Linked DNA regions of Homo sapiens: region 1 is linked to region 2. Evidence: read pairs that join two places in POLR2A ChIA-PET (ENCODE). Cell type or tissue: A673. All regions are shown on one strand. Links, peaks and the distances in the headings refer to the core of each region. The heading gives the core; the rest is flanking DNA. Region 1 has its middle 49 kb from the start of LMO2. Region 2 has its middle 22 kb from the start of ABTB2.

Region 1 (8,337 bases), core at 176-8,175, 440 kb before region 2:
TAACACACAAAAAGCCTTGCTGAGATCAGCTACTAGGGTTTTGGAGGCTGGTTTGCAGAAGTTTGTCACAGTCAGGTCTGTCTCATTCATTTTTCCACTTTCACAAGACTTCCCTCTCATGTCTGCATGTGTGTTCTGAATGGATGGGCAGTGTCTTAGACCCAGCACACCACAGCATGTAGAGATGGTGCTCCAGGCATGATGAGAGTACATTCCAGGCACTGAGCGGACTGGGGGCCAGGAAGAGAGCTGGTTGGGAGTGATGATAGATACAGCAGGAGGGAGAGGTGTGCCCTCAAGCCCCGGTGATAAAGGGCCTCATAGACCAGATTAAGGAATTGGACTTGATCCTGAAGGCAACGAGGGTGCCCTTGAAGAGTTTCAAGTGGGAGAGTGATGTAATCAGATTTGTCTGATGGCTTCAGAACAATGTACCAGGTTAGTCCCTTTCCCTGGGGAAAGCCTGTCCCCTGGGGAGGAAAATATGAAGAGAAAGAACTGGAATTGCCACCACCCCTTAAAAGCACTGCCTGCTCAAACTTTCCCTGACCTGTCGCGTCTGAACAAAGGCCCCACGGCCAGCTGGAGAGGAGCCTTGTTGATTACTCACAATTCCCTTCCCGAGAGGACGGGCGCTGATGTGTTTTCTCTTGATAACACTGGCTCCTTTCGAGCAATAGGACTTCCTGTCTGATCGGAGAGCAATTACTGCACCTCCAAAGAGAAAACGCTTTAAACAAATCCAGTTTTAGCCCTCTGTGATAACGGAGACGTTTGCTCACTCATCAACCATTAGCCCTGAGCTTAAGGAAGAGTGAGTACTTAGGACCAGGATGATGTTTCCAGATCTGTTTGGTAAAAGATTCCAGTGGCCGAAGGGGATGTATTCCCAGGGAATCTGGGCCCCCTGCTCCAGCCTGGGCTTGGAGCTCCTGGCTCTCCTGATTCTCCCCAACCCACAACAACCCCCACACATCACAACCCTAAGGTTGGCCTACTTGGGGCAAGTTGTAGCTGCTCAGATCAAACTCGGTGTCTCTTGGTCCATTTATATGAGAAGATCATAAGGAAATCTGCATGAAGACAATTTGTTACCCAGCAGCCAAAAGTTAAAACTTTTTTTTTCTTCTCACTTTAGGTTTTTGTTGTTGTTGTTTTTGTTGTTTTATACAGGGTCTCACTCCATCACCCAGGCCAGAATGCAGTTGTGTGATCAAGTCTCACTGCAACCTCTCTCTCCTGGATTTAAGCTCTCTTCCCATCTCAGCCTCCCAGGTAGCTGGGACTACAGGTACATGCCACCATGCCCAGCTAATTTTTTGTGTTTTTAATAGAGATGGGGCTTCACCATGTTGCCCAAGCTGCTCTCGAACTCCTGGGCTCAAGTGATCCATCTACCTCGGTCTCCCAAAGTGCTTGATTACAGGCATGAGCCACGGCACCTGGCTGGGAGATTTCAAAACAGAAAATTCTACCCCCAACATTCTTACCAGAGACCATGAGTTGTCATAACTGTCTCCTTTCCAGGACCTGCTGAAATATCCCTCACTCCTTCCTTGCTATTGTAAGACTAAGAAAAGGATAAAAGGGAGATAATCATATTAGTTAACACTTACATGGTGCTTGCAATGTGCCAGGCACTGCTCTAAGCACTTCACGTATATTAAATCCTGTAATCCTCAAAATGACCCTGTGACAATACTACTATTATTATTACCACTTTTCAATGAGACAACTGAGGCATAAGGGAGTTAAGAAACTCGCCAAAGGTCACACAGTGTACCGCACAGCCAGACTCCAGACCCAGGCAGTCCTGGCTGCAGATTCTCCCCTCGAAACCACCATGTGTACTACCTCACACAACCATCATGCTCTCCCCTCACCTGAACCTTCTCCTGTATTCAATCCTGGCTCCATCCTTACCTCTTCCAGGAGGTTTTCCTGAGCCTACAAGTTCCTCGAGAGCAGGGATAGTAATCTTACTCATCTCTGCCTCCTTGGCACTTTGCACCTAACTGATGCTCAGAATATTTGCTGAATAAATATAATAATTTGTTGAGCACTGACCAGAGATTCTTTGCATCCTAAGGACTTTTGTAACTGTCAGCACTCTCTAAGTCGTAACAGCTTGTAATGTGCTCATGACTATCCTCACAAGTGAATGCTTTGTGTCCTGGCGTAGACTGTGAGATCCACTGGCCTTCCTTGGCAGGATGCTCAGTCCGAAATAAGTGCACAGTCGGTGTTCTGATCTGGCATTTTCTCTACTTTCCTTCATACTAGGTGTGGCAGGCAAAATAATGGTTCCCTCAAAATTCCAATCCCAATCCCCAGAACCTGTGGATATGTTATGTTATACAACAGTGAGGGAGAAGTAAGTTTACACATAGAACCAGGTTGCTAATCCGCTGGCCTTGAGATGGGGAGAGCATCCTGGATCATCCAGGTGGGCCCAATACAATCACAAGCGTCCTTATAAACAAGAATCAGAGTCCAGTTGGAAGATATATACTGCTGACTTTGAAGCTGGAGGAAGGGGCAAAATAATGGCTCCCCCAAAACGTTCATATTCCAATCCGCAGAACCTGTGGATATGCTATGTTATACAATAGCAAGGACCCAAGGAGTTCAGATAACCTCCAGATTCTCTCCCAGAGACTCCAGATAAATGCAGCCCATCAACACCTTGATTTTAGCCCCATGACACCCATTTTAGGCTCTGACCTGCAGAACTTAACATAATACATTTGCACTGGGTTTTTGTTTGTTTGTTTGTTTGTTTGTTTGAGACTTAGTTTCACTCTTGTTGCCCAGGCTGGAGAGCAATGGCGCAATCTCTGCCCACTGCAACCTCTGCCTCTGGGGTTCAAGTGATTCTCTTGCCTCAGCCTCCCAAGTAGCTGGGATTACAGGCACCCGCTACCATGCCCAGCTAATTTTTGTGTTTTTTGTAGAGACAGAGTTTCACCATGTTGGTCAGGCTGGTCTCGAACTCCTGACCTCAGGTGATCCACCTGCCTCGGCCTCCCAAAGTGCTGGGATTACAGGCGTGAGCCACTGTGCCCAGCCAACTTGCACAGTCTTAAGCTCCTAAGGTTGTGGTGATTTGTTATAGCAGCCATAAGAAACTGATACACTGGTACTGGATGTAGGACAAAATCAACATGGTCTCTGCCCTTACAGAGCTTGCTGAATATTCCCAATGTCTGGGGACTCTGGTTCTGGCAGACAGTTCCTGAAACACATTGGGTCCCAGAAGCATTTCTGGGGCAGTGCGAGATCTGCCCTGTCTGGGGCTGAGAGCCTGTCAGTGGGGTTTCGTGCTCTCTTTGGCAAACTTACCTCCTTTTGCTACCATATATTGAGCATTGAGCATTTTCTACGTGCTAGTGACTACACTAAGTGTTTTGCATACAGATCTAATTTCATCCTGACCACAGTGCTCTGAGAGAGGTATTTTTATCGCCATTTACCAGATGAAGAAACTGAGGCTCTGAGAGGAAAAGTGACTTTCCTAAGAGCACACAACTAGTAAGTGGCAGGTATGAGCCCAAGACTTCTGACTCTGAGCTCACACATGCTGCCAGCCACACTGCTTTGGTTCCAACCTCTGCAAGGCAGGGTCCAAGGCAGGCCAACCCCACCCTGCTTCAGCCCAGCCCCATTCACACCTCAAGGCAGTTGCAGGGCCCACTCAAGGGTTCCAGTAATAGGGCAGAGTCCTTTGTCTAGGCAAATGCTATTCCCACCCAGGAGCACAGATGGGTGTTTTCCTCCCAGAAGCCTGACTGAGGCTGAAATATGCATGATTCAGTGAAGCTCATGAGGGGCTGTCCTGGATAAAAACCCTTGGGCAGTCCGGGTGTAGTGGCTAACACCTATAATCCCAGCACTTTGAGAGGCCAAGGTGGGCGGGTCACTTGAGATCAGGAGTTGGAGACCAGCCCAGCCAACATGGTGAAACCCTGTCTCTACTAATAATACAAAAATTAGCCGGGCATGGTAGCACACACCTGTAATCCCAGCTACTAGGGAGGCTGAGGCACAAGAATCGCTTGAACCCCGGACGTGGAGGTTGCAGTGAGCCAAGATCGCACCACTGTACTCCAGCCTGGGTGACAGAGTGAAACTGTCTCAACAAACAAACAAATAAACAAACAAAAAGCCCTTGGGCAGAGTGGGTGATACGGCAGCACCCAGCAGGATTAGAGACTGCCTGCCAAGTGCACAGAGAGAGACGTGGGTTCTGATTCCCGGGGAGCTCAGGCCTGGGGAATGGCCCCTAAGGCAGCTGAGACTGGGATGTGGCTCTACTCCAGGCCTTCTCATCAGGCCAGCTTCATCCCTCCTCAGCCTTCATCTCTGAGGTGGCTGCATTTCCACCAAGCAGAGGCACCCCGATCCAGCCTTCAGGAAATTATTGCTTGGGGTTGGGGGCAGTACTTAGTGGCAATAACAACAATGGCAATAATAATAATATAGTTACCATTTATCAGGTGCTTACAAACGTTAAAGTAATCCCATTTAACCCCCACAATGATCATTTGAGGTAGATTCTCTTATCATCCTCACTTTACAAATGGGGAAACTGAGGCTCAAAGAATGGACTTCTCAAAGTCACACAGCCAGTAAACATAGAGCCTGGTTCCTCCAGCTCCAAAGCACATGCTGTCGTAGGAGTTAGGGACACATTTACAACTGAAATCATTAACCAGGTTGCTTGTCATCATGACCTAAAAAAGAAAAAAAATGGTGGGGGGTGGTCTCTAGCCTGCTTCCATTTCTCCAATGATCCTGGCTCTGATGCAGCTCTTGGCTCTTGGTTTGGGAACCCTGCTGTGGGACTCAGGGCTCTCTGGCCAGCAAAGGGTGTGTGTGTCTGTGGGGCGAGCCACGCTATCACACTGAAGTAGAGTAGAGAGGAAGTGACTCAATCATCAAAGGCCTGGTCTTCCTCGGGGAACTGTCCCTAATCACAATTATCCCACTACAATAATACCATTTCAGAGACACTGTGAGCCAGGGCACTGTGTAGCCATGTAAACTGCTTCCTGTATCTGCCAAACCCAACAGCATTCGGCAATTAATAGAATCCAGCGAGGCCTCCTGCTCCGATAAGGCCAGAGCCATGCTGCTGCTGGCCTTGTTGTTCTAATGACGAATAGCCCTTACATTGCAAAGTCATCCTCTCCTCCCTGCTAGTGGGGCCACAGTGGCCTGGGGTCCCAGGAGGCCAAGGAGGGCTATGCACAATCTGCTTGGTCTTAAAATTTCATTGAGATGAAAATTATTTTCACTGTCTTGCTAAATAAAAATCATGACTATCCAGGTCACCCTCAGATTCCTTGGTGGAAAGGTGATGATGTGGGAATGGGTAGGACCCCTGCAGCCTAGAATGGAAACCCCAAGTAAGTAGGCACTTCATGAGGTGGCTCAAAGGAAGAAGGAGTTAGAAAAAGTTAATACAATGTGACCTCTAGATTGTATCAGGGCTCTGGGATATTCACGAACCTCAGATCCTTGGCAGAGGGCGGTGGCTCACACCTGCAATCCCAGCATTTTGGGAGGCTGAGGTGGGAGGATACCTTAAGGCCAGGAGTTCAAGATCAGCCTGGGCAATATAGTGAGACCCCATCTCTCCAAAAATTTTTTTAAATAGCTAGGCATGGTGGTACATACCTGTAGTCCAGCTACTTGGAAGACTGAGGCAGGAAGGTCCCCTGAGCCCAGGATTTTGAGGCTGCAGTGAGCTATGATTGCATTACTGCACTCCAGCCTTGGAGACAGAGTGAGACCCCCATCCCTTAAAAAAAAAAAAAAAAAAAAAAAGAGCCTAGGATCCTCATAATCAACTGCTTTGCAAGGCATAGAGAAACACTGGGGAAAATGATGTAGCCCCACAGAAATTCTTTGTGGTCCTCCAGATGCTGTTGGGAGATGCTGTTTCAGTTTTAGGGCCTTCCTGAATGTCCAGGGTGAATGTAGTTTGACAAATGATGGTGGCCTGGCAGACCCACCTGGGTCTGCCACCCAAGCTCAGGGTCAAACAAGGTAGATGCACTTTAAAACACTGTTCTTCCCATTTTTCTATTTTCCTTTTGGTAACCAGTGCCCTCATTTCTTGCCACTGGGTGGGGCATCCTCATTTTCTTGTGAAGGATCAAGTGTCCGCATTCTCTAGGGGAAGAGTTGATTAATTCATTTGACTCATTTTGGATGCTTCAGCCAAATTCCCACGGAGGTCACGCTGGTCACACTGACTGTGGTGTGATTCTGGCTCTCTTCTCAGAGGAGTGACTTCAGAGCTGGCTCACTCTCCCCCTCCCAAGAACAATGCAAATGAAGGCAAAGGGATTTTTGCCTGAGCAAGGCCAGAAGAAACTTTGGGGAGGAGGGAGAGGCCCAGAGGATGTGGGTGTTTTAAAATTGGCTCTCGATTTTCTGGAAGACATACTCTCTCTTTCAAGGTGATTTGCAAATTGTACTCAAGCATGGTCATTTCCCCTGATTTAGGTCTTTTTTAATTGTTAGTTACTATTCTGAGTTTGGGGCCCATTCTGATGAATTTTCTTGGTAGAATTTTTTTTTTTTTTGAGACAAGTTCTCGCTCTGTTACCCAGGCTGGAATGCAGTGGCAGGATCTTGGCTCACTGCAACCTCCGCCTCCTGGGTTCAAGCGATTCTTGTGCCTCTGCCTCCTGAGTAGCTGGGATGACAGGTGTGCGCCACTACGCCCAGCTAATTTTTGTATTTTCAGTAAAGACAAGGTTTCACCATGTTGGCCAGCCTGGTCTCGAACTCCTGACCTCAAGTGATCCACCTGCCTCGGCCTCCCAGAGAGCTGGGATTACAGGTGTGAGCCACCGTGCCCGGCATTTTTATTATTATTATTATTTTGTAGACACAAGTTTTCACTATGTCGCCCAGCTGGTCTCGAACTCTTGGGCTCAAGCAATCCTCTTGTCTTGGCCTCCCAAAATGCCAAAGTGCTGGGATTTACAGGCGTGAGCCACCGTGCCTGTCCAGAAATCTCTTTTTCAAGCTCTAGTCGTTTTATACTATAATAGAAGGGACTGGGGAGGTAGAGAGGAAGTAGGAATGGAGCGGGTACTCTGGCATAATGGGTGGTAGTTTGGCTGCTAGGATTTGAGTCCCAGCTCTGCACCTCCTCGCTGTGCAACCTTGGACAAGTTACACACCTGTCTCCATCTCAGTCTCCTTGCCTGTATCATGGTGGTAATTATAGGACTCACTGCACAGGATTGTTGTGCTGGTACATGGAAGTGCTCATTACCCACATAGGGAGCTACTAATGATGTTTAATTTTTATTTGTATTAGAGTATCCCTTTTCCCTACTTCTCAGTGTCCAGACCTTCCTCAGGAATAGCCTACCTACGAAACGTCCCTTATTATATGTGTAATAGAATGAAATATACAACTCATACCCAGGTAAGGCTTGGACAGGAGACTCACTACTCAACTAGGTAGTCCATTTCGTTTTCAGATCATTCTGGTTGATAGAGATTTCTTCTTTTATTTGAATTAAATGCTGTTGCTCTGGAGCCATCATTTAGTTTTTGCTGTGCTCTCCAGAACCATAGGAAATTTAGGTCTAACACTGCTTCTGTGTGGAAACTCATCAAATATTACAAAAGAGTTGGTATATTCCTTCCGAGATGTCTCCATCCAGAATGCTTGTGAGTCCAGTCCATGAGGCTGGTCACTCTCATTGGAACATGTCCCCATTTATCAATTTCTGTCTGGTAGGAGGGTGAGATCAAAGAAATCAGAAGACTCATTCGTTTAACAGGAAACACCATCCAAGTTTCATATATTTTGTTACGGAGGTGAATCTCTGCCCCTATGGCACCAAAATGGTTGGAGGTGGCTGATTAATGAGAGGTGGTTCTGGAGACTAAGCACACCCCAATGCCCTGTAGCTGGTAGAACATTTCCGTCACTAGAAGTAATGGAGGTAGCTTTAATGGAAAGATGACAGGGCCCCTCTGAGGCAGGGCTGTGGCTCAGCCTCCCCAAGGCCTGGCAGCAGGTTGGGCCAGATAACAGCTGGATAGCAGCATCAGGGAGCCACAGGAAGACCAGTACTAATCTCTCTGGCCATGTTGTGTGAACATCTGGGATCTGGGGAAGGGACACTATGGTCTTTGATGCATTTGATTTGGGCCCAGGAGACCTCCCACTCCCTTGTCTTCATGTAACAGTTAGCTGCTTCAGAAGATAATATCCAGTCCCAACTTTGTCATACCTAGTTCAAAGGGAATAGCTGACTTTGGCTTTTAGTTGCTCTCTAATGAGCATTTCAGTCCAAATTCCTT
Region 2 (8,337 bases), core at 265-8,264:
TATTACATGTTTCTGTTAACTGTGCTTTTGTCATCATATAATGACCTCATCTATCTCTAGAAACAGTTTTATCTATCTATCTATCATCTATCTATCTATCTATCTGTCTATATCAGTCTATTTTGTCTGATATAAGTATAACCAACCCTCTTCTCTTTTGGTTACCATTTGCATGGAATATATTTTTTCATTCCTTCACTTTCAGCCCATGTGTGTCCTTAAATCTAAAGTGAGTCTCTTGCAGTCCTTTTACATTTAAAGTAAATTGGTAAGTGAGGACTTACTATTGCCATCTTGTTGTTTCTGTTTGCTTGTTTTGCAGTTATTTTGTTCTCTTCCTTACTTTCTATCTTCTTTTGTTATTTGGTGATTTTTTCTTTGTTTTGGCAGTGATTTACTTGGATTCTTTTCTTTTTATCTTTTGTGCACCTATTATTTTTTTTCTTTGTGTTTACCTCAAAGCTGGAATCGAATATCTTGTAGCTATATCTGCATATTTTATGTTTGTAACAATTTAACTTTAATTACATACAAAAACTATACACTTTTGCCCCTGCCACATACATACATATTTTTGTTCTTGTAGCCAGAGTTTATTTCTTTTTATATTGTGTATCCATTAACAGGTATTTGTGGTTATAGTTGTGCCTTTTTTTTTTTTTGATACAGAATCTTGTTCTGTCACCCAGGCTGGAGTGCAGTGACATGATCGTGGCTCACTGCAACCTTTGCCTCCCAGGTTCAAGTGATTCTTGTGCCCCAGCCACTTGAGTAGCTGGGATTACAGACGTGTGCCACCATACCCAGATAATTTTTGTAGTTATAGTAGAGATGGGGTTTCACCAAGTTGGCCAGGCTTGTCTTGAACTCCTGGCCTCAACTGATCTACCCACCTCAGCCTCCCAAAATGCTGGGATTTTAAGCATGAGCTGCCATACCTGCCCCGGTTATATTTATTCTAAATATTTTTTGTCTTTTAACTTTGATATTAGGGTTAAAAGTAATTTATGCAATGCCATTACATTGATACATTATTCTGTATTTGTCTATATATTTACCTGAAGTCAATGCCTGGCTTCAAACAACAGGCTGACTCTCTTGTTAGGGGCTAATGCAGCTCATGACTTTAAAGGGAAGCCAATGCTCATTTACCATTCTGAAAATCCTAGGGCCCTTAAGAGTTATGCTAAATCCACTCTCTGCCTGTGCTCTATAAATGGAACAATAAATCCTGGATGACAGTATATCTGTTTAGAGCATGGTTTACTGAATATATAGACAGTGAGATATGTGCTTTCATATGCTCTCATGTTGCTGTTTATCATGTTTTCATTTCAATTTAAATAACTCCCTTAAGCATTTCTTACAAGACAGATCTAGTGGTGACAAACTGTCTCAATTTTTGTTTGTCTGAAAAAAAGTTTATCTTTCTTTCTTTTTTAAGGATAGTTTTGCTAGGTATAATATTCTTGGTTGACAATTTTTTTTCTTTCTCAGTACTTTAAATATAACATCTCACTCTTTCCTGGCCTGCAAGGTTTCTGCTGAGAAATCCTCAGCATGTGATTCTCCTGCCTCAGCCTCCTGAGTAGCTGGGACTACAGGTGTGCACCACCATGCCCCACTAATTTTTGTATTTTAGTAGAGACGGGGGTTTGCCATGTTGGCCAGGCTTGTCTTGAACTTCTGACCTCAGATGATCTGCCCTCCTCAGACTCCCAAAGTGGAAGGTTACAGGCATGAGCCACGGCAATGTTGTGTATGTTCCAATCACTCTACCAACCAGCCACTCGCTCATCTCTCTTTCTTCCCTTGAGACATCTCTCTTCCTATTCCCTGAGACACAGCAGTATAGAAATTAGGTCAGTTAATAACCTTACAATGGACTCTACATGTTCAAGTGAAAGAAAAGTTGCATGTCTCTTAATTTAAATCAAAACCTAGTAGTGATTAAGCCTAGTGAGGAAAGCATGTTAAAAGTCAAGACAGGCCAAAAGCTAGGCCTGTGGTGCCAAACAGCCAAGCTGTGAATGCAAAGGAAAAGCTTTTTTTTTTTTTTTTTTTTTTTAAGATGGAGTCTTGCTCTGTCACCCAGGCTGGAGTGCAGTGGCACAATCTTGGCTCACTGCAACCTCTGCCTCCTGTGGTCAGGCAATTCTCCTGCCTCATCCTCCTGAGTAGCTGGGGTTACAGACATGTACCACCATGCCCAGCTAATTTTGTATTTTTAGTAGAAATGGTGTTCACCATGTTGGTCAGGCTGGTCTCAAACTCCTGACCTCAGGTGATCTGCCTGCCTTGGCCTCCCAAAGTGCTGGGATTACAGGCATGAGTCACCATGCCTTGTCCAGAAAAGTTCTTGAGGGAAATTAAAAGTAATACTCCAGTGAACACACAAATGATATTTTAAAAAAAGTGAAACAAACTTTCTGCTGATATGAAGAAAGTTTTAGTGGTCTGGATGGAAGATCAAACCAGGCACAATATTCCCTTAGGCCAAGCCATAACCTAGAGCCATGACTTAACACTCCTCAATTCTGTGAAGGCAGCGAGAGGTGAGGAAGCTGCAGAAGAAAAGTCGGAAGCTAGCAGAAGATGGCTCATGAGGTTTAAGGAAATAGGTCATCTTTATAACATAAATGTGCAAGGTGAAGCAGTAAAAGATGATTTAGAAGCTGTAGCAAGTTATCCAGAATATCTAGTTAAGATCACTGATGAAGGTAGCTACAGTAAACAACATATTTTCAGTGTAAATGAAACAGTCTTCTATCAGATGATGTAATCTAGGACTTTCATAGCTAGAGAGATGTCAATGCCTGGCTTCAAAGCTTCAAAGAACAGGCTGACTCTCTCATTAGGGGCTAATGCAGCTTATGACTTTAAGGTGAAGCCAGTGTTCATTTACCATTCTGAAAATTCCAGGACCCTTAAGAGTTATGCTAACTCTACACTGCCTGTGCTCTAAAAATGGAACAACAAAACTGGATGATAGTACATCTGTTTACAGCATGGTTTACTGAATATTTTAATCCTACTGTTGAGACCTACTTATCACAATAAAATATTTCTTTCAAAATATTACTGCTCATTGACAATGTGCTTAGTCACCCAAGATCTCTCTCTGATGGAGATAGATAAGAAAACTAAAATTGGTTTTTTTTTTTTTTTTTTAGATGGAGTTTTGCTCTTGTTGCCCAGGCTGGAGTGCAATGGTGCAATCTCGGCTCACTGCAACCTCTGCCTCCTGGGTTCAAGTGATTCTCCTGCCTCAGCATCCTGAATAGCTGGGATTACAGTCATGCACCACCATGCCTCACTCATTTCATATTTTTACTAGAGATGGGGTTTCTCCATGTTGATCAGGCTGGTCTCGAACTCCCGACCTCAGGTGATCCACCCACGTTGGCCTCCCAAACTTCTGGGATTACAGGCATGAGCCACTATGCCCAGCCTTAAAGTTGATTTTTGCCTGCTAACACAACATCTATTTTGCAGCCCGTGGATCAAGGAGATGATCATTAGCCTTTTTTTTAGCAATGAGGTATTTTTAAATTAGGATATGTACATTGTTTTTTGGAAATAATGCTGTTGCACACTTTATAGACTACAGTATAATATCAACATATTTTATATGCACTGGGAAGCCAACAAATTTGTGTGACTCACTTTACTGCATATTTACTTTATTGCAGTGGTCTGAAACCCAAACCACAATATCTTTAAGATATGACCCTATTGGTGTCTGTGCATTTGAAGAAACAGTCACCTCTTTCAAACTTTACAGACTGTCTTTGGTAGGGAAAGACCTTTATCTGTGGCTGGCATGAGGAAGTAGCTTGATGGGCTCTGGGTGACTCTGGCAGCTGGGGTTACTCTTGGCAAAGACTGCAGGGCCTTAGCACAATGACTGCTGGGGTCCTCGATGGTGAAGCCTGCCAAGTCCTTTTGCTCTCTTTTTTTCCCAACTGGGGGACTCACAGCAGAAGAAATTCTTCTTCACTGGGCTCTGCTTGTCTGGGGAATGAGGTGAATGCAGGCAAAACGCTTCCTACCGTATTCTATGTGGGTGTTCTCAGTTCTTTTAGATTGCTGCATCTTCTTAATTGTACTCCAGAGCTTTCCTGGGGCTATATTTGTCTATGGAGCTTATGAAATTTTTTTTTTTTTTTTTTTTTTTTTTTTTTTTTTGTGGCAGGACAAGGGCTATGACCTCCTAGATTACTACACTGCTAATGTCACTTAGAACATGCACCTTTGATCAAGTTTAATCTTTAGCAGGTAGGACTGAAACCCAAAGCCACAAAAAGCAACTGAGCTGGGAGATATCTATTACAGCCATTGCCTCTAAATCTGACTATGAGAAAAGCATTTCAAATATCACATGACTTAACTTATTGGAATTTGTGGTAAAGAAATAAGAATGAGCACAAATATTTAGCAACAAAATCAATTGCAGTATTGTTAGTAATTATAAAAAGATATAAACATGTAACTGTCTAACAATGGCAGATTGTTAAAAATAAGTAAATATCCATATAGTGGAATAATATGGAGCCATTTAAAGTGATGCAGAAATATATCTTTTGTCTTGAAATATGTTTATGATAATTAGGTGAAAAAAGCAAATCACAGAAATGTTTTTTGTTTGTTTGTTTTTGAGACGGAGTCTCGCTCTGTCACCCAGGCTCACTGCAACCTCCACCTCCCGAATTCAAATGATTCTCTTGGCTCAGCCTCCCAAGTAGCAGGGAATACAGGCATGCACCACCACATCCAGCTAATTTTTGTATTTTTAGTTGAGATGGGGTTTCACCATGTTGGCTGGCTGGTTTCGAACTCCTGACCTCAAGTGATCTGCCTGCCTCAGCCTCCCAAATTGCTGAGATTACAGGTATGAGCCACTGCTCCCAGCCAACATGTGTGTTTTGATCTAACTTTTGTTTTAAAAAAGTAGAAAACAACTTAATATATGAAAGTGCTAATGGTGACAAGACAGATGGGATTACAGTTTAAAAGTAGCGTTTTTTTCCTGTTTGTCTACATTTTCTGATCTTTCTGAAATGAGCATGTATTGCTTTGTTATAAAAAAATAATAAATTTTGAAAATGAAAGTATAGAGCTTGGACCTATTATGTATTATGGAAATAAATGAATGAACTGCATAGCAATTTCTGCTATCATGACATGGGATAAAAATGTTTTAAAAGCATATTTCCCATTGCATTGTGATTTATCTTTTTACCTATCTGCCTCCCTTTAGCTGAAGATCCTCTAGGTCAAAGACTATTATTATTCATCTTTGCTTCCCTAGCATGTAGTTCACAAATTCAGCTGGTGATGAGTAAATGTTGAGTAATTGAGTAAGCAGCACATAAAAGTGTGTCAGAAGACTTAGATATTAGTCAGGGTATGTGTTGACAATCACATCGTCCATCTGATGTGTTGACAATCCCACCATAAAATACATCATGGTAAAAATCCAGTCCACCAGAGGAAGTCCTCGAGATGCAGCTAAGATGAAAGGTCAGGGGCCAAGGGCTGAGGGTAAATAATACATAGAAATCACAGATTTGTGTGTTGTGGGTGCTATATCAAAGACACCATCAAGTTTGGGGATCTTAGTAAGGATTGTAGGAAAACTGTAAATGAAACAGAAATAATAGTATTTTCAAGAGGGGTAAGGAAATGAATGGATACTTGGATGCATTTTTTTTTTCTGGAGATCAATTGAAGCACACTCATCAAAGCCTTAAAAATACGCATGATTTTTGACCTAGCAATTTTATTTCTGAGAATTTATCCTATGGAAATATTATGGACATGCACTAGAAATTAGCTCTAAAGATGTTCATCACAGTGCTATCTGTAATAACAAAAACAAACAAACAAACAAAAAACAACCAAACAAAAACAGAAATAATGCCAATATTCAACAGCAGAAAATTGGCAAGGTAAAGTATGAAATACTCATTTAACAGAATACTTTGTGATAACTAAAAAGACACTGTAGAAATATATTTCTAGATGTGGAAGATGTCCATAATATATTGTCAAATTTTAAAAAGATGTGTTACAGAACACTATTGCAAAAATAAAAATACATAGATGGGTGAAATATGATATGTTAGTAGTGGTTTTCCCTTGAGGAAAGGGATTGTGGATTTTTTTTTCTTGAAAAAGTTTATTTTGCTTCCCTGTCCTTTCTGAGTTCTTTGTAGTGAAACTATGTTGTTCTTATATAAGAAAAAGAAGAAAAGGAAGACTTTACCAAAAACATATAAATATGAAAGCATAATACTAATGGGATCACAGGAGAAAGGCCTTATTTTTTGCAGCCAGCTCTTATATAGTACCTACTATGCACCATGCATATTTATTTACATTTATTAACTTGTTTTTCTCATCACAACCCTATGATCTTTTCCACTGATGAGGCAACCAAAGCACAGTGATGGTCAGTAACTTGATAAGGTCATAGAGCTAGTAGAGCCAGGATTTGGAGCCCAAGAATCTAGCTAGTTCTAGACTCTGTGCTCTTAACAACCACTGTACTATGAGGAAAGAAATCTAGGTATGTGCCTTCTGTCATCACATCTCCATGATGTCCATTTTTCATGCCTGCTTGATTCCGGATAGGCTGAAAAGGAGTAGTGGGCCAGTTTTGATGGCACATATTAGATGCAATCTGCTATGCCCTTCAGGAGCTGGCTTTGAGGCTGATCCTAGACATAATGCAGTGGGTGAAATGTATTTTAGTGTTTCCTGCCCTGCCTACTTGCTAAATGTAATGCCTTCACCTGCTTATTGAAACTAATAAGGTTCACTGATGGTGTCTGGAATTTTCCTGGCATATTTTTACTATGTTGAAGCCTAGTTATCTTATTCTCTTAACACTTGGCTTTGTACTAGGCAAATACTAGCAAATCTTCAGAAATAAATTAATGCTAAAATGATAATGGGCACCAGTGTGTTGCTACATCATCCTTCCAGGAAACATGTATATGTAAATAGATGCCTTCTAAAAGTTATTTTTAATGCCAAAGAATTCATTTTCATGGTAGATATTTTGGACGTTGCAGGGAGAATATTTTAGGCATTAAAGCTTAGCTGGCTTCACTAATAGCTGTTTCCAGTTTTCTTATCTCTTGCCAACTTCCCTATAAAGGCTGAGAAAACTAAATATTCACTTTCCCAGCCTCCTTGCAGCTAGGGGTGGCACAGTTCTAGACCATGAGATGTGGGCAGTGGTCTGTTGGTGGTTTGTGGAGAAAGCTTTTGCTTTTCTGATAAAAGCAAAATGTTGACACTTGTACCTTGCAATGCCTCCTCCTACCTGCCTCTGGTGCCTTAATCTTTATACTTGGTGATGTCTTGGTCATTTGTGATTGGGAGGAAGAGAACAGAAGAACTGCAGAGATGCTGGACCTGAAATTATGGGGTCACTGAATCAACGCCAGCAGTTGCCTATATCACTTTTTTAATAGGTAGAAAAATAATCCCTATGTGTTAAACCACAGTTAGCCAGATTGTCTTTCACTTTCAGCCAAAGCATTCCTAATTGATGTGCACATTTTCATTTTGCATTTTGCATTTCAAAATGAACTATGTGCGCATAGTTCATTTTCCTGGCTCTAGTTTTACCCAGAACATTGAAGTACGGTTCCAACACTACAGGAAGGCAAACAAAATCAAAGACCCACCCAATTGTGGGTACCTGTTCATAGCATTTCTGAGCATGTTATACGTCCTTTACTTAATTTCTGGTGACTTTAAAAAGAAAGACAATAAGACTAAAAAATGGAGACCATTGTCTAAGATTCATCATAGGTTAAGAAATGCAATATATAGCATTAAAAATGCTATATTAGTCTGGGTGCGGTGGCTCACGCCTGTAATCCCAACACTTTGGGAGGCCGAGGCGGTGGATCACGAGGTCAGGAGATCGAGACCATCCTGGTTAACATGGTGAAACCCTGTTTCTACTAAAAATACAAAAAATTAGCCGGGCGTGGTGGCGGGCGCCTGTAGTCCCAGCTACTCGGGAGGCTGAGGCAGGAGAATGGCGTGAACCCAGGAGGCAGAGGTTGCAGTGAGCCGAGATAGCGCCACCGCAGTCCGGCCTGGGTGAAAGAGCGAGACTCCGTCTAAAAAAAAAAAAAAATTGCTGTATTATTTTACTGACTTGACAAAAACATTTGATGACAACCATTTATTCAGACTTTTGGTTACTATTTTTCAGTTGATAAATCCATCAGATTCTTACTAGTACATAATGCAGGAGCTAGTTGGTCGGGTTTATTTTCTTTCCTTTCTATTCACTTTCTTTTTAATTTTTCC

What was found. ChIA-PET counts read pairs that join two places held together with the same protein. Peaks named below come from ENCODE experiments on the same cell type or tissue, not always from the same donor. Only the 100,000 strongest peaks of a DNase experiment are listed, where the experiment ranks them.
Region 1: POLR2A ChIA-PET joins it to region 2 with 10 read pairs; 2 of 35 experiments call an interaction of 5 or more read pairs at or near these places.

Annotation. Positions count from the first base shown.
Region 1 is chr11:33,936,831-33,945,167 of GRCh38, forward strand. No RefSeq gene overlaps it. Among named protein-coding and RNA genes, the nearest start is that of LMO2, 49 kb to the left of the region's middle. RefSeq lists cis regulatory regions at 141-888, 4,715-5,312, 7,805-8,337 and an enhancer at 5,909-8,337. In A673, for the core only: a CTCF peak has its summit at 6,121; DNase peaks (open chromatin) are centred at 621, 4,961 and 6,241; H3K27ac peaks cover 1,702 bases.
Region 2 is chr11:34,375,492-34,383,828 of GRCh38, forward strand. No RefSeq gene overlaps it. Among named protein-coding and RNA genes, the nearest start is that of ABTB2, 22 kb to the left of the region's middle. In A673, for the core only: no CTCF peak of the experiment used is centred there; no DNase peak of the experiment used is centred there.